2 separate regions of the Homo sapiens genome follow, and region 2 is linked to region 1. A link is a contact called in ENCODE Hi-C or POLR2A ChIA-PET data. All regions are on one chromosome and are shown on one strand. The core of a region is the stretch at or near the end of the contact, and the rest is flanking DNA. Distances in the headings are between cores, read along the strand shown. Region 1 overlaps CHST11 (carbohydrate sulfotransferase 11). Region 2 overlaps CHST11 (carbohydrate sulfotransferase 11).

Region 1 (5,921 bases), core at 1,390-3,889:
TAAACTAGAAATTCTAGAAGAAATGGATAAATTCCTTGACACATACACCTTCCCAAGACTAAACCAGGAAGAAGTTGAATCTCTGAATAGACCAATAACAGGCTCTGAAATTGAGGCAATACTTAATAGCTTACCAACCAAAAAAAGTCCAGGACCAGACGGATTCACAGCCGAATTCTACCAGAGGTACAAGGAGGAGCTGGTACCATTCCTTCTGAAACTATTCCAATCAATAGAAAAAGAGGGAATCCTCCCTAACTCATTTTATGAGGCCAGCATCATCCTGATACCAAAGCCTGGCAGAGACACAACAAAAAAAGAGAATTTTAGACCAATATCCCTGATGAACATCGATGCAAAAATCCTCAATAAAATACTGGCAAACCGAATCCAGCAGCACATCAAAAAGCTTATCCACCATGATCAAGTGGGCTTCATCCCTGGGATGCAAGGCTGGTTCAACATATGCAAATCAATAAACATAATCCAGCATATAAACAGAACCAACGACAAAAACCACATGATTATCTGAATAGATGCAGAAAAGGCCTTTGACAAAATTCAACAACCCTTCATGCTAAAAACTCTCAATAAACTAGGTATTGATGGGACGTATCTCAAAATAATAAGAGCTATCTATGACAAACCCACAGCCAATATCATACTGAATGATCAAAAACTGGAAGCAGTCCCTTTGAAAACCGGCACAAGACAGGGATGCCCTCTGTCACCACTCCTAATAGCTCCTTTTTCTAGTCTAACCAGTGGCTGGATTTGATAATACATCTTGCACTGTTTTGATGAGAGGTGATACGGTCCAGGGGTTAGGAGCCAGAAAGGTCTGGAGTCAGACAAACTTCATCATCAGACCTGAGCTGCCACTTCCTCTTGTGTGGTGATCCTCACAAGCCATGACCCTCTCTGATCAAAGTGTCCACAGCACTTCAGGAGACTGAAAGCCTGTGTCTACAAGCACTGACAAGTGGGACGCTGGAGGCGTTCAGTCAACATTGTTCTTAATAATATTGTCTGTCGCCGGGTGCAGGACTCAGACCTGTAATCCCAGCACTTTGGGAGGCCGAAGCGGGCGGATCACCTGAGGTCAGGAGATCAAGACCAGCCTGACCAACAGGGGGAAACCCCATCTCTACTAAAAATACAAAATTAGCCAGGCATGGTGGCACATGCCAGTAATCCCGGCTACTTGGGAGGCTGAAGTGGGAGAATCGCTTGAACCCAGGAGGCAGAGGTTGCAGTAAGCTGAGATCGGGCCATTGCACTCCAGCCTGGGCAATAAGAGCAAAACTCCATCTCAAAAAAAAAAAAAAAATTGTCTGTCCTCCAAAGACAAACTACTGAGTCCACCACCTGCTAGCTATGTGACCTCAGCTGATTAACTTATCCTCTCTGCCATTTTCTCATCTCCAAGATGAAAACAAGAATTCCTACGTTCCAGGCTGGTTTTGAGAATTATTAGATGATATCATTCAGGAAAAGCACAGTGCGCTGGGTGAGGTGGCTCACGCCTGTAATTCCAGCACTTTGGGAGGCCAAGGTGGGTGGATCACCAGCAGTCAGGAGTTCGAGACCAGCCTGGTCAACATGGCGAAACTCCGTCTCTACTAAAAATACAAAAAATAGCCGGGTGTGGTGACAGGCGCCTGTAATCCCAGCTACTCAGGAGGCTGAGGCAGGAGATTCACTTGCACTTGGGAGGGAGAGACTGCAGTGAGCAGAGATCACGCCACTGCACTCTAGCCTGGGTGACAGAGCGAGACTCAGTCTCAAAAAAAAAAAAAAAGTGCAGTGGCTTACATATACTGAAACTGAATAAATGGTAGCAATTGTTAATACTGTTGCTATTCCTTCTAAATTCCCGAGTTGCTTGAAGGCAAGAATCTTGTGTATCCACTTCTGTATCCCTAATACTAAATGCCTGGCACATTTTCTTGCAGGAAGGAAAGGAGTAGGCTTCTTCCTGAGGTCCTGCCATGCTCATCCCCAGTGAGCTTGGTTCCTGATTTCAGAGAGAGGCATAGATGGGACACCAAGAAGGCACGTGGCTTGGGTGGGCTGCACAGTGCTGAAAGGTGGAAAGAGGATCTGCTGGAGTGTGGAAGGTTTACAGACGGTAAAATCTGCAGCTGCTCACACACCTACTAGTGGGAGGGGGAGGCTTGCGAAATGTTAAAAATGAGTCGATTTTCTCATATACAACAAGAACAACAACGAAGACAGTGAGGAAAAGAGGAATAAACAAGGTGTGGGTGGAGAAAAACAGGTACCTGAGCCTGGCTCTTGTGAAACAGAACCCTTTAGGAGTAGAGGTGGGGTGGGGAGGGCAGTCACTGGTTTAATACAGATCCTCCCAAATAGGCTGGATCACAGCCGAGCTTACAGATGCTCACTTTGGACTCCTCTGACACCACCAGAGAGATCAAACCCCAGGATATGTTGGTTTTGTAGGTTGTCAGACACGTCAAGACCACTAACTGTTTCTATCAGAATGTAGAAATGTTGCAGACCGTGGAGGGGGCTGTTCAGATGGCCCAGCACTCTGACCGCATGCAAAGGAAGTTCCTTTCGCAACCCGTCCTCTTCCTCCAACTGTAAAGTAAGATTATGAAGCAGAATCAAGAGCCTACACTGAACCTCAAAAGGGAAAGCCCAGGGTTGGGGACTCCCAGTGCAGCATGGTCAATGGTGCCACCCCAATACCACCTGCACCAACATCACCTTCAATAGCAGGACTTATTCCCCTGTGGCTCCATAAACTGGGCAGATCAATGGAGAAGGTGCAGCCTGAAAACCCTGGAGGCATCCCCTAGAATCTGGGCCCCAAATTCCTAGCTTGGAATCTCCCCCACTTCATTATGTTCTTACCCCAGGCATAACAGTTCTGCTGCTGATCAATCCAATAGGTCTGCTGTACCTAAGAGCTATGATGCACTCAGCCACAGAGCTCTGTGTGATGAAGATGCAAAATGGACTCAGACATCCTCTGAGCTCTTCCCCTAAGTTTTGAAGGTAACTGCTCAGGACAGAAAACTGAGATTGTAAGAGACACTGGTCTCGAAGTGAACTGTCCACAAATCCTGAGGATCGTTCCTTTGAACAAATGTATCTGGTTGTTTTTGTTGTGTGCATTTTTTTATTCAGAATATAAAATATTCTGAAAAGCTATGGAGTCTCACAAACTGAGCTCTAGTAACTAAGACGGTAACTCCAGGAGGGTTCTCTATTCCTAGAATTTCTTCCGTCAGAATAACCAAGTTGAGAGGTTTGTCAAATTTTGTTTCATAAGCTAGTAGTTTCACTTTTATTTAGAATCTAGAGCCAGACAATTGGGTTCCAGTCCTGTCACATCCTGGCTCTGTGACCGTGGATACTAACCCTCTCCATGCCTCAGTTTTCTCCTCTGCAAAATGGGGATGAAAATAATAATACTTACCTCTCAGGAGTGTTGTGGGGATTAATGAGCTAATACATGAGAGCAACTAGAAGAGTACCTGGCATACTCTTAGGTACTTTATTCAGTCAGTATTTAATAAATGTCGCTACATACATAGACTGTCTTAAAGAGCTAATGACCTACTTTTATTTTTAAAGATCTCCAATGGTAGGTTTCAACTTTTAGTTTAGAAATACAGAGGCAGTATAAAATAGTGGTTAAGAACATGAACTATAAAGCCATATTGCCTGGGATTGGATCCCAGCTCTGCCCCTTTTTCACTGTGTTAATTTGGTCAAGTTACTTAACCTCTCTGAGCTTTAGTTTCCTTATCTGTAAAATGGAGATAATACTGCCTGCAGGTTTAAGTGAGTTGATAAATACAAGCCACATTATAGATAATAGTAGAGATGACAGGTGCCGCTGTCATTGTATCTCTAGGGGAGGTCCCATCAGCAGCTCCCATGATCACATTTGTAAAATGCCAAGATGCCATTCAAAGTCCCAGGAAGCAACTAGGCAGCCAGCCATTCTCTTCCCATCTCAGCTCTGTTGGAAGTTGCTGACCTACAGCTCATCAGTAAATGTGTACCAAGCAGAAATCAATTAAAATCAGCCACACTTGCTGCTGCAGTCTCCTCTGTTCCCATCCCATGGCAGGGCTGAGGGCTAAGGAGGCAGACAGAGGAGCTGTTGCAAGGACAGTGGGAGGGGGGCCACTGGCACAGTACCTCTTGCTGCTCCATGGCAACGGTAGCTGCTAGACAGCAGAGCAGCAACAACACACTGCAGCAAGAGAGGAAAGTCTGACTCCTCTCGCCAGGCAAAGCACCAGGCCATTCACAAGGCCAGAAGACAGGAAGACCCCGGCCCTAAACAGCAGCCCTGATCATGGGACCCAGCCCAACCTCTGACTCCTGGCATAGAAAAACAACACACATACGAGTCCTTCCTCCAGGCTCACCTGCCCTGGGAAGCCACAAATCCACAGACAAACTTGGTATCTCTGTCTTAGTCTACTCCTGCTGCTATAACAAAATATCCTAGACTAAGGAATTTATCAATGTATTGCTCACAGTTCTGGAGGCTGGGAAGTCCAAGATCAAAGCAATAGCAGATTCGGTGTCTGGCAAGGCACCAAACAGTGATGCCTTCTGTGTCTTCACATGGCAGAGGGGTGAAGAGGCTCCCTCAGGCCTCTTTTATAAGGGCACTAATTCCATTCATGAAGGCAGAGCCCTCAAGACCTAATCACCTCCCAATACTATTGCATTAGGGATTAGGTTTCAACACTTGAATTTGTGGGGGGTACACAAACATTCAGACCATGGCAACCTCTAAACTTTGCACACAGCTCATGGGCTGTGTGACCCTGGATCCTTGCTCAACATTGTCAGGTACACAGGAAAAAATTCACAGGAGAGCTCATGCTAGGTGGAGCTGTGAGGCTCTCACTGGGGACAGAATTAAGTGTTTCAACAGGAATGGAACTAGAGGTACTTTGGGCAGGCAGCAGAGGGGAAGATTCCTGGAGAAGGGAGCTGGATCTTAAAGGACAAAAGGAAATAAAGGAAGAGGCAGGGAGAGAGGGACAGACATAAGCCTCATAAAACATCCACCCAGGGAACACCTTTCTACCCAAAAAGAAACTAATCATTTCAAACAAATGTTTCTCTACCCTCTAGGAAAGGATTGCATTTTCTGCCAGATCTGATTGAAGCAGGCAGATATTTTGTAACTGCACCTCCTTGCCTAGCAAAAAATGTTCCAACTTGTCAGTCATCCTCCATCTCAGGTGCATTCTGCCTGCTCCAGGTGATGTGGCCCATCTGACACATGCAGCTCATTTTCCCAAATATTCCTGCAGCTCAAACTGGCAAGCGTAAGGGATACACTACTTTGTCAGTGTGATAGTGTACTCCATTCTTTAGAGACAGCAACAAGTTTTGCAAATTGGTCCTGATAAAGAACCTCAGATTTAAATGTATTGGGCGGGAGGTGTTCCATCAGGAACAATTTGCAAAACTTGCCAACATAAAATTTACATATACATGTGTGTGTATATATATTTATATTCATTCACCTTACAAGAAGACTGCCTTACACTAGATACTTAAGTCTCTGGGTCTCAATTTCTATAACTATAAAAGTATATATTTTCTCAGGCTCAGGCACTATGGGGAAAAGATTCTAAGGTTCCATTCAGGTTCAGCACAGAGAAAGGTGCTGGGATCCATTAGTGATGTCTGCCGTACTCACACTAGGGGAACATGGGAGGTGTATGTACCTGTAGGTGTTTGTAATTTCCCGAACAGAGGGTAATTTCGACTTTCTAAAGACCTATTCTTTCAAACATTCTGAGCATTGAGTTATAAAGGCCACACTCATGGGTTCAAAGGAGTCCCTCTGCTGCAAAGAGAGGAAAAAGGCTGTCTGTGTTGAGAAGATCCCTCCAGAACCCACCCTCACA
Region 2 (5,921 bases), core at 2,014-4,513, 91 kb after region 1:
GAGGGAGGGAGAGAGGAAGGAAGGAAGGAAGGAAGGAAAGAAGGAAGGAAACAGTCCTATTTACAATAACATCAAAAAGATATTCTTTTTTCAAGTCATAGACGAGTAAATACTCTGTTCACTTGGATGAGACATTTAGGTATCAGAAACCCCAAAGCCCTCTCCAAAAATGCCTTCCCTTTCTTAGCCAATCTTTGCCATATCTGATATCGTTGCCCCCCATCGACGCGTGAGAGAATCCATGACCGCTCCCTACAGAAGGAAGCCACCAGCTGGAACAGTGGGCTCAGGTGACTGCACCCAGGTTTGGTTTTTGAAACCATTTCTTTCAGTGGCTTAAAAAGCTGGGCCAAATTCTAAAAATTGTAAAGTATGACAGTAGATTACTTTTTTTAAGTGATAACTTATTCCAGCGCACCCAACTGGGAAGGCCAATACGAGGAAGCAACATTAAACGGGACCTGAAGGAAAAGCACGCCAAGCACAGGGAACGGCAAGTGCAAAATTCGTGACGTGGCAAGAGTGTGGTGCTCATAAGGCACTGAAAGAAGGCAGAGTGGCGCAAGTCCAGCTGGGCAGGGGAACAAGGAAGTGGGACCAGGCAGGCCTCAGTGAGGCGGGACCTTGAAGTCAGGCTAAGGATTTGGGTTTCTCTTCTGGGTGCAATGAGAAGTCATGAAAGGCTGTACCTTTGCAGTGTTACAGCAGAGCAGAAAGGCAGCTCTCTTCCCATTTCATAGCTGGAAAGTACGGCACAGAGAGGTTAAGTGACCTCTGCTGAGTCACATCCCGGCACAGGGGTGAAGCTAAGAAGCCACATCCCCTGACTCCAACTGGAAAGAATCCCTACTGGGTCAAGGCAAGAAATGTGTTCCTTCAGACTGCAGTATTTTCCCAGGACTGCTATAACAAAGTGCCACAAACTTGGTGGCTTAATACAATAGAAATGTATTCCTTCATGGTTCTGGAGACCACAAGTCCAAAATCAAGATGTTGGCAGGCCCATCCATGCCCTCTCTGAGGCCTCTAGAGAAGGATCCTTTCTTGTTTCTTCCAGCTTCTGGTGGCTCCTGGCATTCCTTGGCTCATGGCAGCATCAATCCAGTCTCTGCCTCCATTATCACACGGTCTTATGTGTGTTTCTGTGTCTCTTCTCCTCTTATAATAAGGACGCTAGTCATATTGGATTAAGGGCACACTGTCCTCTAATATGACTTCATCTTTTTTTTTTTTTTTTTTTTGAGATGGAATCTTGCTCTGTAGCCCAGGCTGGGGTGCAGTGGCACGATCTCAGCTCACTGCAACCTCCGCCTCCCAGGTTTAAGCAATTCTCCTGCCTCAGCCTCCTGAGTAGCTGGGATTACAGGCACCCGCCACCATGCCCAGCTAATTTTTTGTATTTTTTAGTAGAGACGGGGTTTCACCATCTTGGCCAGGCTGGTCTCAAACTCCTGACCTCGTGATCCACCCACCTCAGCCTCCCAAAGTGCTGGGATTACAGGTGGGAGCCACTGCACCTGGTTGACTTCATCTTAACTAACTATATTTGCAATGCCCCTATTTCCAAGTCAAGTCACATTCTGAGGTTCCAGGAAGAACATGAATTTGGAGGGGGGGGCGGGGACACTATCAACTCAGTGCACTGACTAAGCAGATGTTTATGAAAGATAGGCCTGAATTCAACAGGGGCTCAGAGCACTGACCAACTAAAGTATAGAACCTTTTGCAGCAGAACTCCTGGTTGACCCCCAATATCCATTCTCTGTCTTCCTTTAGAATAAAGAAAACACAAGTTTAGCACATGACCACACGGAATGAAGACTACCTTTCCCAGCCTCCCCCACAGACATAAATGGCTGGAGCTAAGTGAGATTTAAGCAAAAGTGATGGATCCAAGGGGAATGCCCTCCGCTGGACCTCTCTCCCTCTTCCCACTGGCAGGAAGGCAGACATGGTGGTGAGCCATCTTCAACAAGTGGCATGCATACATGAGAAAAATATGTCCTGTGGCTTCTTCAAGCCATAGGAACACATTTGTCTTCTAGCAACAGGAGGTAAACAGAATCAAAAGTTCATGCGGCCATTTTCAGTCCAAATAGGTTTTCCTAGTGGCAAAAAACTTCCTAGCATACTACCTACTACCTAAGAGTGCAAGACTTTTTAAAATCTAATTATATATTTTTTACCTCTTGCCTCTCTTGGTTGTTATTCATCAGAAAAACAAGATCTGATGCCTGTCTTGGATAAGAGCATCTCCAGTTTTCTTTCTCTCACTCCCAACCTTACTCTCAAACTGGGCATGTGATCCCGGCCACACCAATGAGATTTGCTCACTCAACAGATTTTTACTGAACACTTGCTGTAGGACAGGCACCGTTCTAGGAGCTGGGGATGACAGTAAACAAAATATAAAAATCCCTGCCCTTAAGAACTTTACATTCCAGAACTTTTGTGGAAACTGCTGGAAAAAAGAAGTACTCTCTCTTTCTACTGGGACTGCTGAAAGGCTAGGATGGAGGCTGGAACCGCAGGCAGCCATCTTGCCACCATGAGGAGACAGACACAGCATGAACAATCACATGCTAGGGTGCTTGGTCTCTGCCACACTGAGTTTGGCTCAGTTCCCTGAGCCAAAAAAAAGGGGGGGCCCTTTTTTTTTGCTTAAACCAATTTGAGTTGGGTTGGGAAAGGAAGGAGTTGCATCCAATTTCTACCAATACGTTAAGAGTCCCTCAGAAAGATATCTGAGGCAAGTTTGGAAATGCCAAGTAAAGACAGGTGACTCTTTTGAAAACGGCTTTTCCTTGGACATGCCTTGGACATGCACTGTTTAAAGGCTCCTTCCATGTTGTCATTTCCAGTTTTAAAAACCTCCTTTTCAATAACCCCCTAGAATGAAGGCACCAGTTCACTGCCTCTCCCACTATGTGTTAAGAACCAAACCATGTCATCTCATCCCCCAAATGACCAGAGACTAGATGGTTCCAGTCACCTCCTGAAGCTCTTGAAATTGCCTGCCACTGCTGCTGATGGCCACAGGGAACACCACCTTTATTTCCCAAAAGGCTAAATCCCACCGGTTTTCCTCAAGGTAGTGACTGGGCCCCAACATTTCTGATAATTGCTTTCCTTCCCAGGCAAGCACCTCCATGCTCTGGGGCCCCGTGAATACTCAGCTGTTAACAGGAACAGCCTGAACTAGACTTACAGATAACCGAAGCTAACTGACCACATCCTACTTAACAGGAAACCTAATAGACAGCTATTTTAGACTTATTCTCACTTCCCCTCATCCGCTTCCATCTCGGCACTCTGCTGCTGGGAAGTCAGGGTGTACATAAAAGAGACTATGGGGAAGGGGTCAGTGGAGACTCCAGAATTCAGATATAAAAAGGCTTAGGGACGTGGACCTGGTGGAAGAGAGGTGCTGGCACTGCATTCACGTGGCAAACATCACATTTTTACTTACAGTGTATTTTGGGGTCTCTGGTATGGGCTAGTGGAAATCATTTTTTTAATGTTTAAGAAAAGAAAATAATAAAATTAAAATATACCCAGGCCTTCCTTCTGGAGATATAAGTAACAGAAATACTACACAGGAAGCTCCATCTGCCGTGTGTGTTTGTGTGTGTGTGTGTAACGATCAGCAATGTCTTTCACTTTTGCAAGAAGAAAGATACAGTTTGAGTTATGGGTTTGCTTTGGTTTTTCTCTCCCTGTCTCCCACCCCCACTTCCTGTTAGGGGGGTTGCTTCCCAAACTTGAGAGCCCCATCAACACACAGCTCCCTGGAGAGGCTTCATTCTCAGGGTGCTGCCAGCCATCACCCTTCTTAGAGTCATAGGAGACATGTGAAGAGCTCTTAGACCTTCTCACTAAATGAACTTCCTCATAACTGAATTCCTTTCTCCAATCAGTTGAGGACAATTGAGTGCACAATGCCTCCTAGAGCTATCATTGTGTCTTTCCAACTGCAGAGCAATTGTTCATTTTCCTTTCAGCTCAAGGATCGTTCCTTGTCTTAGTCCATTTGGACTGCTATATCAAAATATCCTGCACTAGGTGGCTTGTAAACTACAGAAATTTATTGCTCAAACAGTTCTGGAGGCTGGAAAGTCCAAGATCGAGGCACTGGCAGATTTGGTGTCTGGAAAGGTCCCACTTCCTGGTTCTCACTGTGTCCTCCCATGGCACAAGAGGTGAGGGTCTCTCTGGGGTCTCTTTTATAAGGGCACTAATCCCATTCATGAGGGCTCCCTCATGACCTAATCACGTCCCAAAGACCACCACCTTCTAAGAGCCTCATATTGGGGATTAGGTTTCAACACATGAATTAGGGAGAGACGCAGCATTCAGACAATAGGGTTTCTCCATATGTTTTTCCTCCTAAATCACAAAAAGAAATTTTTCTCGCAGATGCCAGCCCACGCTTTGCAGAGAGAAGTTCTTATTAGAGCACTTTGAGTCAGATGAGCCAGGGCATCCGAGCTCCACCAACTACTAGCTGGGTTACTTTAAGTTAATTACAAAACTTCTCTGAGTCCCACCTAAAAATGAGGATGAGGCCAGTTCTCCTCGCCAGGCTGTGGAGAAGACTAAATGATTTAACACCTGTAATGGGTACCTAGTGAGTAGCAGTGAAAATGTATCTTTTCATTGAATTTGAATCCTAAGGATGATCTATTATAGGACTCTTGGACAGGCACTGAGGGTATGGAGGTGGCTTTACAGCAAGCTACTTGTCCATTCATGAATCCCCCTATCCCTGGAAGCCCATTAATAAGATACTTTGTGACATCTGAAGAAAGTTCTGTTCTCTTCCCAGATCAAGTGAAACCTCTCCTTACCTTCCTTGGCTCATTCATTCAGACATGCAAGCATGTATGCAACAAACATTTATTTTATTACAAGTCTGTCATACGCCAGGGACTGGGGACACAGTTTGTGGCCTCCAGAAGCCTATAATCTAGTATGGACCAAAAACTCAATGCAAGCATGAATGTTGAGATAGAGGAAGGCTCCATCAGGAATCTGGATGACAGCTTAATCAAAGGAGCTGGGATATAGTAAGATGGACATATTCACACACTGCTGGTTGGAGCATCAATAGATACAATCTTCTAGAAAATAATTTGGTTACACTTATCAAGAGCCTTCAAAGGTTTATAACCTCTGAATTGCCCCTCTGAAATTTTATCTGAAAGGGACATTAAGAAACTCAGACAAAAGTTTAGTTTACAAAAAAAACGGCATTTTTTTAAAAGGGAAAATCTTTCTCAAAAATATTCAACAAAGGAGAATGGCAAAATGAAAATACATCCATCTGATGGAATATTACAGTGTTGTCAGAGAAAACTGAATGACATGAGAAAATGCCCATGATTCGGTGCTACATGGAAAAAGCAAAATACACTGTAAGCCTGACGATTTCATCTTTGTAAATATATATACACACATATATTACATATCTTACATATATGTGTATATATTATATGTGTGTATAACATATGTATATATTATTCACATATGTGTATATACTACATGTGTACATATTACATATATTACATATATGTGTAACATATGCTATTACATATAACATATATGTAATATTGTTTTTGCATGTGTTTATTATAATTTTTATAATTATAATTCTATTTATTTATATATTTATTATAATATATAATATATTATATTATATATTATTATTTATATTTATATATAATTATAATTTATACATATATAACTACATATATGTAATTATATATTACAAGTATTACATATATGTATATATTATAATATATTTATTTATAAATGTATACATTTATAATAATATATGAGGGATAACTTTTTAAAATATATCTTTGTAAATATATATAATATAAGGGACCCGCTTCTAAAAAAAAGTCATATATATATATATG

Evidence for each region. Hi-C counts contacts between places; a loop is a spot of excess contacts on that map. ChIA-PET counts read pairs that join two places held with the same protein, here RNA polymerase II (POLR2A). Pooled maps may share reads with other maps.
Region 2: a map of GM12878 shows a loop between it and region 1 (2.5-fold over the local background). The contact joins two enhancer-like sites. A Hi-C loop is called at or near these places in 2 of 168 maps with a recorded cell type or tissue (both GM12878), 15 of 37 single-sample maps with no recorded cell type and 13 of 50 pooled maps. POLR2A ChIA-PET finds 5 or more read pairs at or near these places in 15 of 52 experiments (CD4-positive, alpha-beta T cell, CD4-positive, alpha-beta memory T cell, CD8-positive, alpha-beta memory T cell and 12 more).

What each region holds. Positions count from the first base shown.
Region 1 is chr12:104,566,574-104,572,494 of GRCh38, reverse strand. The region is part of intron 1 of CHST11 (carbohydrate sulfotransferase 11); the gene reads right to left. Among named protein-coding and RNA genes, the nearest start is that of MIR3922, 22 kb to the left of the region's middle. RefSeq lists an enhancer at 2,436-2,525. Within about 2 kb of position 2,639, at least 10 of the 41 ENCODE cell types and tissues checked have a DNase peak (open chromatin) inside an H3K27ac peak, as active enhancers do; they include CD4-positive, alpha-beta T cell, GM12878 and OCI-LY7, where a contact is called at or near this core.
Region 2 is chr12:104,475,898-104,481,818 of GRCh38, reverse strand. The region is part of intron 1 of CHST11 (carbohydrate sulfotransferase 11); the gene reads right to left. Among named protein-coding and RNA genes, the nearest start is that of CHST11, 22 kb to the right of the region's middle. RefSeq lists an enhancer at 3,049-3,098. Within about 2 kb of position 3,263, at least 10 of the 41 ENCODE cell types and tissues checked have a DNase peak (open chromatin) inside an H3K27ac peak, as active enhancers do; they include CD4-positive, alpha-beta T cell, GM12878 and OCI-LY7, where a contact is called at or near this core.